4 separate regions of the Homo sapiens genome follow, and regions 2, 3 and 4 are each linked to region 1. The links are chromatin contacts, found by Hi-C or POLR2A ChIA-PET in ENCODE. All regions are on one chromosome and are shown on one strand. Each heading gives the region's core, a stretch centred on a gene start or an enhancer-like site at or near the end of the contact. The rest is flanking DNA. Distances are from core to core; before and after follow the strand shown.

Region 1 (3,875 bases), core at 467-2,966:
CTGAAAATTTGAGACAGGTCTCAATTAATTTAGAAAGTTTATTTTGCCAAGGTTGAGGGCATGCCCATGACAGGCCTCAGGAAGTCCTGAGGACATGTACCCAAGGTGATCAAGGCACAGCTTGGTTTTATACATGTTAGGGAGACATGAGACATCAATGAATGTATGTAAGCAGTACATTGGTTTGGTCTGGAGAGGCAGGACAACTTGAAGCAAAGGCAGGAAGACTACTGCAAAGGCAGGAGGCAGGAGGGAGCTTCCAGGTCACAGATAGGTGATAGACAAACGGTTACACTCTTTGGGTTTCTGATTAGTCTTTATAAAGGAGGCAAATCTGTCTCGGTGAAATGCATCTGTCTCAGTGAGCAGAGGGGTGACTTTGAATGGAATGGGAGGCTGGTTGGCTCTAAGCAACTTCCAGCTTTAGTTTTCCTTAGTGATTTTGGGGGCCCAAGATTTCCCTTTCACAGTATGACGGTTCCAATTTCTTCACATCCTCATATCATATTCTATTTTATGAGTTATCTCTAGATGGGTATTATTATTCCTCTTGGGTTTAGCTCCCTGAGGACACAAACTGTCCTAAGACTATGATAATAGTAATCATAGAACCGTGCACATGGCAAGTTCTGAATAAATCTCAGCTGTTGGATATACTTTTTGTTATAATTACTAACACTTCCTAACTAGAGAGTAAGCCTACTCTAAGAAAAAATATAACTGTAATTTCACAACCTCCAAAGAACCCAGTGCATAAACAGCTACCATTTATTAAGCACTGACTGAATTCTTAGTAATATGTCTTCATTTTTTTCAGATGAGGAAACTAAGATTCAGCTTATTTGTACAAGTAGTTAAAAAGCAAAGCTGAAATTCAGACCCAAGTTCTCACTGTATCATACTGTCCAAAAAAGAATTCTATTTTTCAGGAAGAGACATGTCTGCTCACTTGAGGTCCTCTTATTTTTCCGCTATTCCCCAAAGGAAAGGGGTGATCTCTTAATTCTTTCGTTATGTCCTATTGTACATAGCATATAATGGTAATTCAGAAAAATTACTTCTAATTACATAAATTTTCACAATGGTATAGTGACTAATACGCTGAAATAGAAAAGTAAGGCATTGTTATCATGGTCTAGTTCAGTCTTTATTGCGACTATATCTGATAATATACGGTAAGCATCTAACCACTTGCCAGGGGCCACAGAGCCACAGGGAGACTATGTCTCGCTTAAATTCCCAAAAGTGGGCCCCTGTGCTTCAAAACGTCCCCGCATGGGAACCACAAAAACGTTGCCTCCCCAGTTATCACCCCAAGGGCCCAAGAGCCGAGGACTCTGCCCGGCGTCCTTCAGCTGGCACCAGCTGTCAGAAAAGCGGAACTGGGGACGAGGACTTTGCCCCTAACCAACATGGCCGCCCTGAGGCTTCGGGCTTCGGGCGGCAGAAGGAAGGTCACGTGAAGAGAATTCCGTTCCTTTATTGGCCCCGTCTCCTGGAAGGGCGGGGTACAATAACCCAACCGGCGCCGGCCTTAAAGGGGCCACCGTTGGATCTGCCGGTGGCCGGCCCTAGGGGCTGGGGGGGCGGTCGCCGCGCCGGGCTTCTGCCCCTCCCGCGCGGAACGGTGACGGGCGGGGCTGGCGCTGGGAGGCCGTGTCGCTGGGAGACTGCTGACAGCCCGCCGCCTGCCGCCGCGCGATTCCGAGGGGGTTAACGGCGGAGCCGCCGGCCGGGCGCGGACCGGAGCGCGTGAGGCTCCGGCGCGCAAGCCCGGAGCAGCCCGCTGGGGCGCACAGGGTCGCGCGGGCGCGGGGATGGAGGACGGCGTGGCCGGTCCCCAGCTCGGGGCCGCGGCGGAGGCGGCGGAGGCGGCCGAGGCGCGAGCGCGGCCCGGGGTGACGCTGCGGCCCTTCGCGCCCCTCTCGGGGGCGGCCGAGGCGGACGAGGGCGGCGGCGACTGGAGCTTCATTGACTGCGAGATGGAGGAGGTGGACCTGCAGGACCTGCCCAGCGCCACCATCGCCTGTCACCTGGACCCGCGCGTGTTCGTGGACGGCCTGTGCCGGGTGAGGACCGCGCCGGGCGGGCCGTCGGGGCGGAGGGCGGACACTTGTTGCCCGAGGAGGCGGCGCGGGTCGCAGCGCCCAGTCCCGGCCGCGCGCGGGGCGGGGAGGCAGCGACGTCCCCCGGGCTGCTCGGCCGCGGACCCGTCAGGGCTGGGGCGTGGGGACGGCGCCCCGAGGGTCCCGGTCCCCTAGCACCCCCGGGGCGCGCGGAGCTCACTGCAGAGTCCCACAGGCTCGCCCCGGCCCCCGTGTGCGCCCAGGCTGGTGCGACTAGGGGGGTGAATTCGCTCCCCAAGGTGGGGCAGCGCCGCCGCCCCCTGCGCTCTCGCCATCGCCCCGCATTTACTCGCTGGAGGAGGGGGTCACCTCATTCCTAGGGAGGAGGAAACAGACATTGAGCGGCGACGTGACTCAGTGTTCATAAATAGGACGACGTCCCTGCATTCCCAATCTGCACTATTGGAAGAAAAGCCAATGTTTGGGTGAGGATCCGTGGTTGCTCATTAGCCAGCGGCTGGCCAGTTTTGGTGGAATTGTGTTGGGGGGAAGGGGACCATCTTTCAGACCTTTAGGATATTTAGTCAAGAACCTTGCCCCCTTGTGTGAAGGTGTGGCTTGCCGCCATCGGGGACACCCAGTACATGGGGAGTCGACTCCTTCCCCCGCCTCCCCCCACCCCCGCAAAATCCACACAATTTAGACACTTTGGAGGGTGAGGGGCAGGTATGAGTAATCAATAATGGTGGTGGGGAGGAAGAATTTATTTCAAATCTGCAGTTATTGTGCAGAATAAAATGTGGACAACGTGGGCGTCACAGAATGAAACCGGTCTTTGAGAGATGCCCCATTAGGAGAGCAGCTGTCAAAAAAAGCAGTGCTTTCAGCGCTTGGCTGTGGGTCCACAAATGCTGTCAATGAACTATAGTTGAAGGCTGCTGCCAATACAACACCACTGTGAAACAGAATGGTGTATGTAAGTGTCATTTATTTATAATTTATATGTTCACTTACTTTCTGAAAGGAATTACAATGGCCGTGTGCTTAGGTAAGCTTCCAGGCATGCTTTCTAGAGCAGCAATTGTCAGGAACTCAGGGTCTTACTGATTGATCTTACTCTAAAACCTTTTCCTCTCCATATAAACTAAGCGCTAGCCAGCATTTCAGACCTTTTCCTTAGGAGTTCTAGGCTGTCTTTCTGCTAGAACAAGGTCAAGTCACGTAAGACGGCACTTACTTGTAGTGTTGGAGACAATTTTTTCCAGTGTTGGATACAATCCTGAAATTGTGTTGTATGAAAGTTTGCCCACTTCGCTAGCTATTCATTTTAACAAATATTTATTGAGACTTCGCTACGGGATAGGTACTGTCCTAGGCTCTGAGGCTGCATCAGTAAATAAAATAGCATTTCTGCCTCCAGGGTTGACATTTTTTGGAAGGGAAACAAGCAATAAAGAAATATCAAATGTATCAGAAAGTAATGATGCTATAGGAAAAAATAAGACTTGGAGGGCAGGAGGAGGGAGTGGAGATCTGGGAGTGGAGGGGAGATTGCTATTTTCCATAAGATGATCAGGGAAGGTCTTACTGATATGGTGATATTTTGAGCAGAGACAATGTAGCATTGGTTCATTCAGGCTTTGCTGTCTATTGAGTGCTTACTGTGTTCCAGCCACTGGTTTAGGCCCAGAGGATAAAGCAGGGAACATTTCAAGCTCCTTGCTTTCATGGAGCTTAGGATCCAGTGGTTGAGGGGGAGATAGACAATAGGAAAAAGGCAAGTGAACAAGATCATTTCGGATAGTGATA
Region 2 (3,875 bases), core at 684-3,183, 2.3 Mb after region 1:
GGAATTCATTTTGCATCAGCCAACTTCTCCATGATGTGCAGGAGGCATCATGCCTACAAACCATGATATTCTGAAGGACCATGAAAATGTTTCAATTTTTTTAATCAAGAGCAATAAATGAACTTACAGGTCTAAAAATGTTTTATGATATCATTTTAATATAATCATCTTCATAGCAATGTGACTATAAAATGAAATTTTTATTAACTGTTTTATGGAGAGAAAGGCCTACTAAGGCAAAAATAGGGCCCCTGAAAGTCACCACGCAGCTCGGCCTTGTATTCCTTCTTTCCTGGGGCATCCTATCATAGAATTTAAGTATTGACAATAGGAACCCAAAGTCTGAGACAAGATGATCCTTTGAATCCCCAAGTAACTAGCCACTTACTTAAAGAACTCATGTGGATTGTATCAATGTTGTACCAGAGATATTATGCTTGAAAACAACAGTCCAGGAAGGTCAGGCTTGGCTCTACAAAAGTAGAAGGGGCAAAGTATGGTGAGGCATGCCTGTAGTTCCAGCTACTTGGGAGGCTGAGGCAGGAGGATCGCTTGAGGCCAGGAGTTCGAGACCAGCCTGGGCAACATACTGAAACATCATCTCTGAAAAAATAAAGAAAAGAAAAAAAAAAGCAGAAGGAAGGAAGGGAATTCTATGGGTAAAAAAAAAAAGCCTAAATTATCTAAAGCATTTTCTTCCAGTAAGAAGGTGATTAACATGAGCATGGTGTGCCAGGGTTTACAAAGTATTTTCATGAATATTAGAAAACTCGATCCTCATGAACAACTTGGTGTAGTACTGAAGAAACAGACTCCATTTACTCCATGAAGAATTAGACTCAGGGAAGGCAAACAGCCTTTTCCACAGTTCCCTACACTGTTACTACCTTGTGGAGGGAGGGGTAAGTTAACCAGGACCACTGACTCCAAAGCTTTTGCTTTTTGCTAGTGGCTGTAAGCACTAAAATTGGAAGTACATTTACATAAATAGTTTATGCAACCAAGCAAAATAGGCAGTGACTTGGGGGACACCCAGAGCGTAGTAGGAACAGAGTAGGTCCTTGCAGGTAGCTTTCTTCCCAGGTATACCACCAGACTGTCTGTGGTGCAGCTGGCTGGTTCCCCGCCAGCTTTCCCTCCTGACCTACGGTGTTTTAGGCAGAGGCTGGCTTTCTGGGGCAGCTGAGGAAATCTGTCCTTATCATCAACAAGGGATGCTTCTTCCTTGCAAGGACGAATTGTTCCTTGATCCAAGCAGCAGGGACACTTCCAGGCTTTCCAGGGGCACTGCTGCTTCCTCAACTTTTTCCTTGCAGTGACAGCCTGAGTGATCCGGGGCCCTTCCCAGGGTCTCATTCCAGGGATAGCAGTGCGCAAAAGGACCCTGTGATGAGGGACTCCTCTATCCCCTTCCTTCTCCACTTCATGGAAAGGAGGTCCCCAGGAGCCGACAAAATAGAGCAGTGGTCATCAAAAGTGGAGCTGCTTATATACAACTATAATTAGTCCACTTACAAAAAAGAAGAAAAAGGGTGGTGGTCTGGCACAGTGGCTTACGCTTGCGATCCTGGCATTTTGGGAGGCCGAGTAGGGAAGATCGCTTAAGGCTAGGAGTTCGAGACCGGCAACATAGAAAAACTCCCCCCCCCACCCCCCAAAAAAGGTTGGGCTGCCAATACTGACAGCGTGGGCACGCCTAGGAGCTTGTTAGAAATGCAGATTCTCGGGCTAACCTGCTACCTGCTGAACCAGAGTCTGCGAAGATGGAACCTGGCGATCTGCTTAAGAAGCTCGCCAGGCGGTTCTTAGACACTCAAGCTTGCAACCCGTAACTTTCTCAGTGACGCTGCCCCTCCCACGGAAAGGGGTGAATAATCCTTAGGAAGACAAGCAAACAGGTCTGCATCATCAATTTCTTCAGGCTGGAAAACCTGACGCAGGCGCAGTGACTATCACGCTTGGCCAAGGCCGCACGGCGCGCATGCGCACTAGAGGCCGCCCGCCGTCCCGCCCCCTTCAGGCTTTTGCCCCTTCTCGGCCTCCGCCACCGCTCCCCGCCCCGCGCATGAGCAGCGGCGGTTTTTTTTCCCATGGCGCTCTGGGGCGCGGGCGATTTGTAGGTAATGGCAGGCGTTCGGTCACTGAGGTGTAGCAGAGGATGCGCTGGCGGCTGTGAGTGCGGCGACAAGGGCAAATGCAGCGACTCCTCGCTGTTGGGCAAGAGACTCTCCGAAGACTCGAGCCGCCACCAGCTGTTGCAGAAGTGGGCGAGCATGTGGAGCTCCATGAGCGAAGACGCGTCGGTGGCCGACATGGAGAGGGCGCAGCTGGAGGAGGAGGCGGCGGCTGCGGAGGAGAGGCCGCTGGTGTTCCTGTGCTCCGGCTGCCGGCGGCCGCTGGGCGACTCGCTGAGCTGGGTGGCCAGCCAGGAGGACACCAACTGCATCCTGCTTCGCTGTCAGTTGGGTCGAGCCGGGCAGGGGGGGCGTGGGGTCGCCTTCTTCCAGGGGTGCCGCGCGTGGGCGGCCCGGGAGGAGGCGGGGGCTCCTTGGGGCTGCCCAGGGACTTTAAGAGCAAAAAGTCTGAGAGTGTGAGCTGTGGCAGGAAAAGGGGAGGAGGGTCACCCCTCCACTTTGGCTCTCGGGCGGTGGGTTCTTTTCTGGGGTCCCCGATCCCAGAAGAGCAGTGGTTGAATCAGCATCATCGTGAGCATTACTCAGAAACAAAGGGCGACAAAGAATAACACTTTTAAAGACCCTAAAAAAAGAGAAACAAATGGTCAACTAGACTGTAAGCACTTGAGGTGCAGCCAGTACTATTACTCCCCATAGAAATTAGCAGGCTGTTGGTGTATCAGCGGATGCCTCTACAGCCTCCAGTGATAGAGCCGCAGAGTTGACGGAACACAGTGCTATAGGGAAGAAAGGGAAGGAAACTTGCAATAAAAGCACCAACAACCCCATGAAAACTGGCGAGGAAGGAGGATGTAGCAAAAGAGTTCAGAAGAAGGCAGGAATTAGTTTCTAATCCTGGTTCTAGCAGTTACCTCTTACCTCTGTTGTTCCACTGTTCCCTCATTTTGATGTTTTTGCAGTATTTAGGGATAAAGTGGTTCACATATTTTTTATGAATTGGTGTAAGAATGGCTGTTGTTTTTGGATTGTGATTTTTCAAGATGAAGTTTTTTCTGTCTTTGAATGCCGTAAATGTTCCGATGGCAGTAATTCACCACCGGCTTATCGACGTTTCTGGAACGTTTTCCTTGGTGTAATACTGGGAATAAAGGAGCACACCAGTGTCCAGTAGTTAACTGAAAGTTGAGATTAACTCTTTGCACCTATCAAAATCAAACCAGGCCGAGCGCGGTGCCTCAGGCCTGTAATCCCAGCACTTTGGGAGGCCGAAGTGGGCGGATCACGAGATCCGGAGATTGAGACCATCCTTGCCAACATGGTGAATGAAACCCCATCTCTACTAAAAATACAAAAATTCCAGATCAGCCTCGCCAAAATAAAAAATTAGCCGGGCATGGTGGTGTGCGCCTGTAATCCTAGCCACTCCGGAGGCTGAGGCAGGAGAATCACTTGAACCCGGGAGGCGGAGGTTGCAGTGGGCCGAGATTGCGCCACTGCACTCCAGCCTGGAGACAGAGCGAGACAACGTCTCAAAAAAGAAAAAAAAGAAAAAAGCAGATTTTTGGTTAGGTAGGAAAAGCTCTTTGTTTGAATGAGATTCCCTTGTTTACATGTTTTTAAGGAATAACGTGTTTGATGTTACATCTTTCATTTTATTTGTTTGTTTCGATAGAGTGTATTTTTTGCCATGTGGGCTCTTTTCGTTGTTTTGCGTTACTTATAGAAAGACTGTTTTTGTTA
Region 3 (3,875 bases), core at 772-3,271, 2.2 Mb after region 1:
CAGAAGAAAATGCCTTTTATCATTTATACTATTTAGAATAACATGTATCAAATCATTCATTTTACTAAGGAGTTGATAGCTCAACTCCACTGTATGTAACAGTTGCTAGATACAGACAATTCCAAACTTGGGTGGTAATCTATAGACTGTTACAAGTATTGCAACTGCTTCCCTAAAGCAACAGAACTCTAAGTGTCTATAATCTGTGAAAACAATCTAATGGTTACACTGCAATTTGCCTAAAGCAATATTTGTTCAGTTGCAATGATGTCACAAACACAAAAAGGCTTGTCAGTTTTCAATTATTTCCTTAGAATTCAGAGCTAGATGGTGGCTGAACTCAGAACTGCTTTCCATAGCTCAAATCAGCTAATACAGAGCTTTTCTAGCAGCCAAGAAAGTTCTAGTAGTACAAAAAAAAAAGTTAATAGCCCTTGAAAAGTCTGATGCATTTCCCCACAACTCTTACCACAGAGTTCTGATCCTGGGATGCTTGATTTTAAGGGCCGTGGGTGGCTTGCCAAATAGGCCTTATCTTGGCTTCCTTTGCTAGGTAGGAATACTGCCTTGATATTACATATTCAAAGCAAAGAACCTCTGACCTAAGGGCTCTCCACTAACAATGACATTCTCTGTAAGTAAACTAGAACCCCATCTCAACTTCTGGTTTGCCCTTGTTCTTTGCTATGTACTAGCCTACTGCACAAACAGGACTGAGGAGGACTCCCTTTACCACCATTATGTTGCAAAAGACTCTGCACTGAGGACCCGATAGGGACCGACTGTGCAAAGCCTGAACTTGGCAGAAGATCCCTGGAGAAGGAGGAGTATGGGGCTCAGAGCTGCTCCCTAAGCTGGGCTGGGGAAGGCTGAAGGCCTCCAGCCTTGCCAGAGGGAGATCCAGGTGTGCTTCAGCGGCAAGGACATGTGTTACCTTAAGCAACTGCAGCGCTAACTTAAGCATGTGCTCCTATGGCTATCGTCAACCTAGAAATCCCTTTCACTTTGGGGCGTCACACCTGTAAGCTCAGAACTATCTGAGATCCGCTGCGAGAGCCTGGATCACGATTCCCAAAAAGAAAAGCCTCCTAGTTTATTCGAGAGTAGGAAGTCATTATTTTCTGTGAAGGAAACTGGAATTGGAGAGGGAGGACCCTGGTACACTTTGGCAGAGAGGCTCCTCTCTCTTATCTAAGTATCTCCTCATCCCTCACTGCCTTTCCACCAGACCTCCAGTCCCCGCGGGCTTCCCTTTCTACCTGCCAATGTGGACTCGAGGTCAAGTGTCCCCTGGGCTAGTCTCCTTACATGGGCAAACGGGCTACGCGGGTGACAAACGCGGCGCAACGCCTCCGACCACAACACGTGTATTTTACAGCGCTGGGCGCGGCACAGGGCTCAGTTTAAGGAGCCTCCATAGAACGAGCGTGGCTCAGGACCAGGTCCCTAATGCTAGGAAATTGACGAGGTCAACAGCAGGGCGAGAAACTCTGAATACATTACACACCCTTCCTTCTTGGGAGTGGCAGTCCCCCGTCGCCACTTCACTCGCAGCCATCTATATGCCAAGGGCTCACACCAGACAAGTGTCTGTGAGCACGCCTCAACTTTAATCCTACCCCGCCGTGTCCACTGGTGCGGCTGCCCCCAGTCGAGGGTTCACCTGGGCGCTCCGCGGTGCCGGGGGCACACAGCCAGGGAGGGCGCTCTTACCAGAGAAGTCGGTGAGCGCTGAGATCTCTTTGGAGCAGACCAGGACAGTGCAGTAGAAGAGGCGCAGGAGCTGCCCCGGCGGCTCTACCTGCCGGCGGAGGCCGGGATGCTGCACGGGCTGGGGCGTCGGCGGTTGGCGTGCGCGTCCCGGCAGAAGCATCGTGCGCTGCGCGGCGGGGCGGAGGCGCAGGCCCGGGACGCGCTGGGGGTCGCAGGGCTAAGGACGGCGTCACATGGCGGGGAGAATCGATGGCCAGCGGCTCCGCGGCCCCCCGCCGCCTCCCTGCCCAGGCTGCCAGAGCCTCCTCCCCTGCGCGGGCCAGCCCAGGCGCCCCAGCAAAGGGGAGGGGGCGGAGAACTGGGGCGGGGCGAGGATCCCCGAAAAGGATCCGCGTAGTTTCCCCGAGAGGAAATCTCCGTTGCCGCCGTGCCGGAGGAAGCGAGGGGGGCCGTAGGGAAAGCGCAGCCTTCGCGCGCCCCGCGGCTGCCCAGGCCGATCCCTGGCGCGCTGCCCACCGCGGAGGGCGCCCCCAGTAGCGCGCCCCGGGCCGCGCACCTTGAGCGCCTTCCACACCCGGGAAACAGCCGGGCACCCGTGGCCCTGCCCGCGCTGGCCGGGTGCCAGCCTCGCCCTGGCGGCAGAAGGAGCGCGGCCGGTGCCCGTGACGCACTTTGGAGCCAGCGCCGCGCGTGCAGCTGGGGCGCCCCCGGGGCGGGGCCGATCGGGGGCCGCAGGAAGGTGGGGTCCTGGAGGCGTGGGATCGCACCGCTGCCATCCCCGCCACCCGCCGCGCGCCACGTGCAGTCACCCGGCACATACAGTTATCGCCATTCCACAGAAGAGGAGACTGAGCCCCGGCGCCGTGCCCAAGCTCTCGCAGCCAGGACGGCGACGAGCTGGAGGTCTCAAAACCGGTCAGATGGCTCCGGAGCCGGGATCTTTAGCTCCAGCTCGGCTTCCTTTGGGTGCTGGTTGTCCGCAGCGCTGGGGGATCTGACACTGCACCGGCGCAAACAGCCGCCGAGCGCTAATAATTGGGCTTTGTTTTAAAGTGGGCCACAGCATCTTTCTGAACCTCTAGACTGTGCGCGGGGTGACCCACGTTCGGACGCCCAGCCAGTGGCCTAGGAGTGGCCTGCGTAGCCCCAACTCAAGGGTATCGAGGACAAGTGCGCGAGGGGCTCCGTGGCTGCTTGCCGGGTGCGGGTACCTGGCGCCCAGCGACCCAAACCCTATGGATCGCGCGGGGCCGGCGGAAGGGAGGAGGGCGGGCGCTAGGCACACAGTGTTCCCGAACCCGGCGGGAGGGCCTGCCAAGTTCGCGGCGGGCGTGACGCGGAAACGTAGATAATGAGGCCCAGGGCGGGGCCGGACGCACTGCCCCGCGGGCTCCAGAGCTGCGAACGCCCCAGAGTGTGCAGGGAGGCCTGCAGAAAGAAAATGCGGCTGAGGGTCCCCGTGGGACCCACTCAGAGGTGGGCCGTAAAGATCCCGGAAGGGTGGATGGCATTAGATACCACCTAGTACTCCAGCAAGGGCTGGGTCACCGAATTGGGATCTCGGCCTCTTCTTCCAGTCTGGGGAAAAGTGTGTTAAATGCTAAACATCAGTGTTTATCGAGTGAGGCCCAGCCTGTCTGGCATAATGATTTTTAAAATCTACATTCAAATATTAAATAAAAACTCAACCTCCCCAATAACATTTGAACATAAATATTAGTGTGCGCTCTCTAGGTTAGGGAAACTGAAGCTGGGAGTGTGGGTAAGGATGCCCAGCACTTAGGAGCCACAGGGTAAGTAATGTTTGTCCAAAACTCGGGTCCCTCCTGTACTTTCCATTCTGTCTGTTCATTCATCCAGTTTAGATATGAATTGGTACCAACGTGTGCCAGGTTCTGCGCTAGTGACTGACAGTGTTGGCACAGGGAGGCAGCCATGCTCCCGAGTCCTGGGAGTGGGCAGCACTGCCCTGTGGGTCTGCACTGGCTTCCAAATGTCTAAGTGGGCACTGTTACTCACTGTGACAGCATCCCCAGGCTTTCTTACCTGGTAAAGCAGAAACTCAAACATACTTACACACCAATATTCATTGCAGCATTATTTATGATGGCCAAAAGATGGAAGCAACTCCAGTGGATGAATGCATACAGTTACTATTACAG
Region 4 (3,875 bases), core at 670-3,169, 2.0 Mb after region 1:
GGGCAGCAAGAGTGAAACTCTGTTAAAAAAAAAAAAAAAAAAAAAAGAAAAGAAAAAAAGAGAAAATATTACTTCCATTATCGCAGGGGGTGCTCACCCCTGATGATATTGTTTTCTAATATCCAGGGAAGGAGAGTATGATATTACTCCCAATATCGCAGGGGGTGTACACTTTTTTGTGATATTGTGTCTAATATCCGGGGAAACAGAGGATGATATTACTCCCAATATCGCAGAGGGTGGACACCCCCCTGGGATATTGTTCCTAGTATCCCAACGGGGAGAGGATGATATTACTCCCCATATCGAAGGAAATGTACACCACCCCTGTGATATTGTTCCTGATATCCAGAGAGGAAAAGAATGATATTACTCCCAACAGCGAAGGAAATGTATACCCGCGCTGTGATATTTTTCCCAGTATCCGGGGGGGAGAGGATCATATTACTTCCAATATCGCAGGGTGTGTACACCCCCTCTGTTATCTTGTTGCTAACATCCAGGTTTGGGGAGGAAAACATTACTCCCAATATCACAGGGGGAGTACACCCCTCCGTGACCTTGTTAGTAATTTCCTGGGTGGAGAGGATGACATTACTCTCAATATCGCAGGGGTGTACACCCCACTGTGATATTTTTCTAAATATTCAGGGCGGGAGACGATAATATTACTCCCAATATCGCAGAAGGTGTACATTCCCTGACCATCAAACATAAGAAGTCCATCAACCTGTTTAGTTTTCTTTAGATCTGTATTTGAATTTGTGTTGTCCGTTTGTTTATTTATTATTTTTGAGACACAGTCTCACTCTGTCGCCAAGGCTGGAGGGTAGTGGCGCGATCTAGGCTCACTGCAACCTCCGCCTCCCGGGTTCAAGCAATTCTCCCACCTCAGGCTCCCTAGTAGCTGGAATTACTGGCACGCGCCACTACGTTCGGCTAATTTTTGTATTTTTAGTAGAGAAGGGGTTTCACCATGTTGGCCAGGCTGCTTTCGAACTCCTGACCTCAGGTGATCCGCCCTCCTCGGCCTCCCTAAGTGTTGGGATTACACGCGTGAGCCACCGCTCCTGGCCTGTCCATTTATTTTTGTTTTCTTTTTGTCACACTAAAATATAAGCTCCATGAGAGCAGTGACTCTGGATCTGTGGGGCCCGGAATAAACAGCGACTGACGCCGACTGCCTTCAGCAAGAGTCCGCTGGAGGATGGCTGGATATTTCTGGGAGGGTCGCTCTGGCAGGGGCCGCTGGAGCTACCCCAGCAACGCCATCCAAATCAACCTGAACGAAGAAGTGCGGACACTCGCCCTGGCCCCTCCGTCCTGAAAAGCTGACCCGCGCAAACAGCAGCGAACAGCAAGACTCAGTTCTGGGTCGCTGCCGCCGAACTTTCCCAGGCCGGAAACAGCGTGGAAACGTTGCCGGAAGTGGAGACTGAAAGCGGCGGAAGGGACGCTGGAATGTGGAGCGGTTGTGGGGCGGCAGCTGCGGAACTGCGCGATTGTGGTTCCCGCCGTATTTCCCGTTCCCCATCTAGTAACTCCCATCTCAGCCCACGTATCTCCCTGAGTGGAAATCTCGGGCCCCAGACCAGTCGATTGGGAGGTCCGCCCTCCCCTTCAGCGACTTGGTCTGTGTTTTGGCAGTTGCCGCGACAACAGTCACTTCCGGGAAGGGGCTCTGCGAATCTCCTTCCGTCGGTCCGCTCAGAATCAGCTGTCCTCTCAGACTGTGTGGGTGGTTTCCCCGGCCGCAGCTCCGTACGGGCTTGGATTGCTGGGCCTCGGTGCACCCCAGCCTCCCCCACTCGGGTTCTGAGCTTGAGCTGGCGGCTCTTTAACTCTGCTTCACTGTTGCTCTTGGCAACATCCACTTCCGGGAGCGAGTGCCGTTTCCCCCGCTCACCGCGGGCTAGGGAGCGTGGGATTCCGGACTGTGAGCGGCTGTTAGTGCGTCGCAGCTGCTGGCGATCCGGCGACCCTCGGCCGGCAGGACCCGCGGGCCACGCAGCCGGGGCCTTCTCAACGCCTCAGTACCTCGGCGGGACCGCCATGGTTCTGCTGCACGTGAAGCGGGGCGACGAGAGCCAGTTCCTGCTGCAGGCGCCTGGGAGTACCGAGCTGGAGGAGCTCACGGTGCAGGTGGCCCGGGTCTATAATGGGCGGCTCAAGGTGCAGCGCCTCTGCTCAGGTGCGGCTCGCGGGTGGGCCCATCCCGGACAGATCGAGAGACCGGCGTGGGATGGAGAAAGAGGGGCAGGGTGGGCCGAGGGGTCAGGTTTGTGAAGATTATTGAAGAGATTTGCAGCAGCCGGGGTTGAAACGGGACACTAGGGTTAACCGGAGATGAATAAGGAACCGGAGAAGATCCGGCCTGTCTGACACCCCGGGCTGGGAGGTGGGCCCAGGTGCCTCTCGGAGCCAGGATTTGGGGTGCTGCGAATAAGTGGAAATGGGCTGGGGAGGGAGGAGGGAGCCGAAAGGCCGGGCTGAACAGCAGACTTAGTGCAATTAATCACGTGTGAGGGGTGAGATGAGAACTAGGTGGGCTTTTAAAAGCTGAATTTACTATTTTTAGTCGCCCAATGTAAAGCAGCGAGCCACCTGGCTTTGGGACGGCCCCTTACAGTTGAGGAAGCCTTGGTGATCTTTCCCCGCCCTGGAAACGGCCTGTTGCGTTGCGGCGCCGTCTCCCTACCCCGCGCAGGTTCCAGGGCACCCGCTTTGCCGCAGAACTTTCCGGCGGTGGAAGGGCCCCCATCTGTGCTGTCCATTGGGCAGCTGCCGGCCACTTGTGGCCGTAGAGCATTTGGAATGTGGCTAGTGCGGCCAGGCAACCGAATTTTACATTTGCATTTTAATTAATTAAATATATATAAATATAAATAAATACCATATATATAGTATATATGAATATAAATAAATTATATATATGTATATATAAATATAAATAAATTATATATATATATATATATATGGTATGTGTGTGTGTGAGAGACAGGGTCTTACTGTTGCCCAGGCTGGAGTGCAGTGGCGCGATCTCTGCTCACTGCAACCTTCGCCTCCCGGGTTCAAGCTATTCTCCTGCCTCAGCCTCCCAAGTATCTGAGATTACAGGCGCCCACCACCACGCCCAGCTAATATTTGTATCTTTAGTGGACACGGGGTTTCATCATGTTGGCCAGGCTGGTCTCGAACGCCTGACCTCAGGTGATCCGCCTGCCTCCGCCTCCCAAAGTGCTAGGATTACAAGTGTGATCCATCGCGTCTGGGTCATTTTAATTTAAATAAATTTAAATCGCCAAGTGGAGCGAGTAGCTGCCGCATTAGACAGCATAGTTTTTGAACTTGACGGGATGATACTTCCTGATGTGGTCTAGGATATTACTGTTTATATAACTATCGTGTATATATAGAATATACAAACGTAACTATTTGCAATAAATAGTATATTCATTTATGTGATTTATTAAATTGCATGAATATGTGATTTATTATGAAATGTATTGATTACATTATATGAATATGTGAGTTTTGCACCGTGGAGAAATTCCTGAGGGTCATGGTTCTTTTCATGAAACTTATGTGTAGTTTCTTAATTGAGGTTCCAACACAAACTCAATATTAAATGTTATTTTTAAGTTAAAGCATTTGAGGAGAAAAGGAATTCATCTTCTTTTCCTATAACGTTATAAATTGGAAATGTGCTGAATGCTAAGAGTCACATTAGTGAACTGAAAATTCATGTATTTATTCTGCACCAGTGCTCAGCCTTCAGAAGACAAGGATGGGGCCGGGCGTGGTGGCTCACACGGGTAATCCTGACACTTTGAGAGGCTGAGGCGGGCGGATCACTTGAGCCTAGGAGTTCTAGA

The links. A loop is a pair of places that touch in the nucleus more often than their neighbours do. ChIA-PET counts read pairs that join two places held with the same protein, here RNA polymerase II (POLR2A). Pooled maps may share reads with other maps.
Region 2: a map of CD4-positive, alpha-beta T cell shows a loop between it and region 1 (5-fold over the local background). The contact joins the promoter of MIS18A-AS1 here to the promoter of RCAN1 in region 1. A Hi-C loop is called at or near these places in 3 of 168 maps with a recorded cell type or tissue (CD4-positive, alpha-beta T cell, CD4-positive, alpha-beta memory T cell and naive thymus-derived CD4-positive, alpha-beta T cell) and 7 of 50 pooled maps.
Region 3: a map of tibial artery shows a loop between it and region 1 (7-fold over the local background). The contact joins the promoter of EVA1C here to the promoter of RCAN1 in region 1. A Hi-C loop is called at or near these places in 2 of 168 maps with a recorded cell type or tissue (naive thymus-derived CD4-positive, alpha-beta T cell and tibial artery).
Region 4: a loop to region 1 is called in a map of CD8-positive, alpha-beta T cell, with 6 times the contacts of the local background. The contact joins the promoter of CFAP298-TCP10L here to the promoter of RCAN1 in region 1. A Hi-C loop is called at or near these places in 2 of 168 maps with a recorded cell type or tissue (CD8-positive, alpha-beta T cell and naive thymus-derived CD4-positive, alpha-beta T cell) and 11 of 50 pooled maps. POLR2A ChIA-PET finds 5 or more read pairs at or near these places in 1 of 52 experiments (activated T-cell).

Annotation. Positions count from the first base shown.
Region 1 is chr21:34,612,954-34,616,828 of GRCh38, reverse strand. RCAN1 (regulator of calcineurin 1) reads left to right here and starts at 1,716. Exons shown (of 4, transcript NM_004414.7): 1 at 1,716-2,069. The coding sequence starts at 1,818. RefSeq lists silencers at 1,482-1,911, 2,102-2,201.
Region 2 is chr21:32,277,263-32,281,137 of GRCh38, reverse strand. MIS18A-AS1 (MIS18A antisense RNA 1) reads right to left here and starts at 1,933. Exons shown (of 1, transcript NR_046576.1): 1 at 139-1,933. It overlaps MIS18A (MIS18 kinetochore protein A), which reads left to right and starts at 2,089. Exons shown (of 5, transcript NM_018944.3): 1 at 2,089-2,457. The coding sequence starts at 2,124. RefSeq lists enhancers at 1,676-1,895, 1,839-2,338, 2,339-2,840.
Region 3 is chr21:32,410,852-32,414,726 of GRCh38, reverse strand. EVA1C (eva-1 homolog C) reads right to left here and starts at 2,021. Exons shown (of 8, transcript NM_058187.5): 1 at 1,714-2,021. The coding sequence starts at 1,873.
Region 4 is chr21:32,610,421-32,614,295 of GRCh38, reverse strand. CFAP298-TCP10L (CFAP298-TCP10L readthrough) reads left to right here and starts at 1,919. Exons shown (of 12, transcript NR_146639.2): 1 at 1,919-2,191. CFAP298 (cilia and flagella associated protein 298) reads left to right here and starts at 1,919. Exons shown (of 7, transcript NM_021254.4): 1 at 1,919-2,191. The coding sequence starts at 2,053. RefSeq lists enhancers at 1,678-1,787, 2,448-2,497.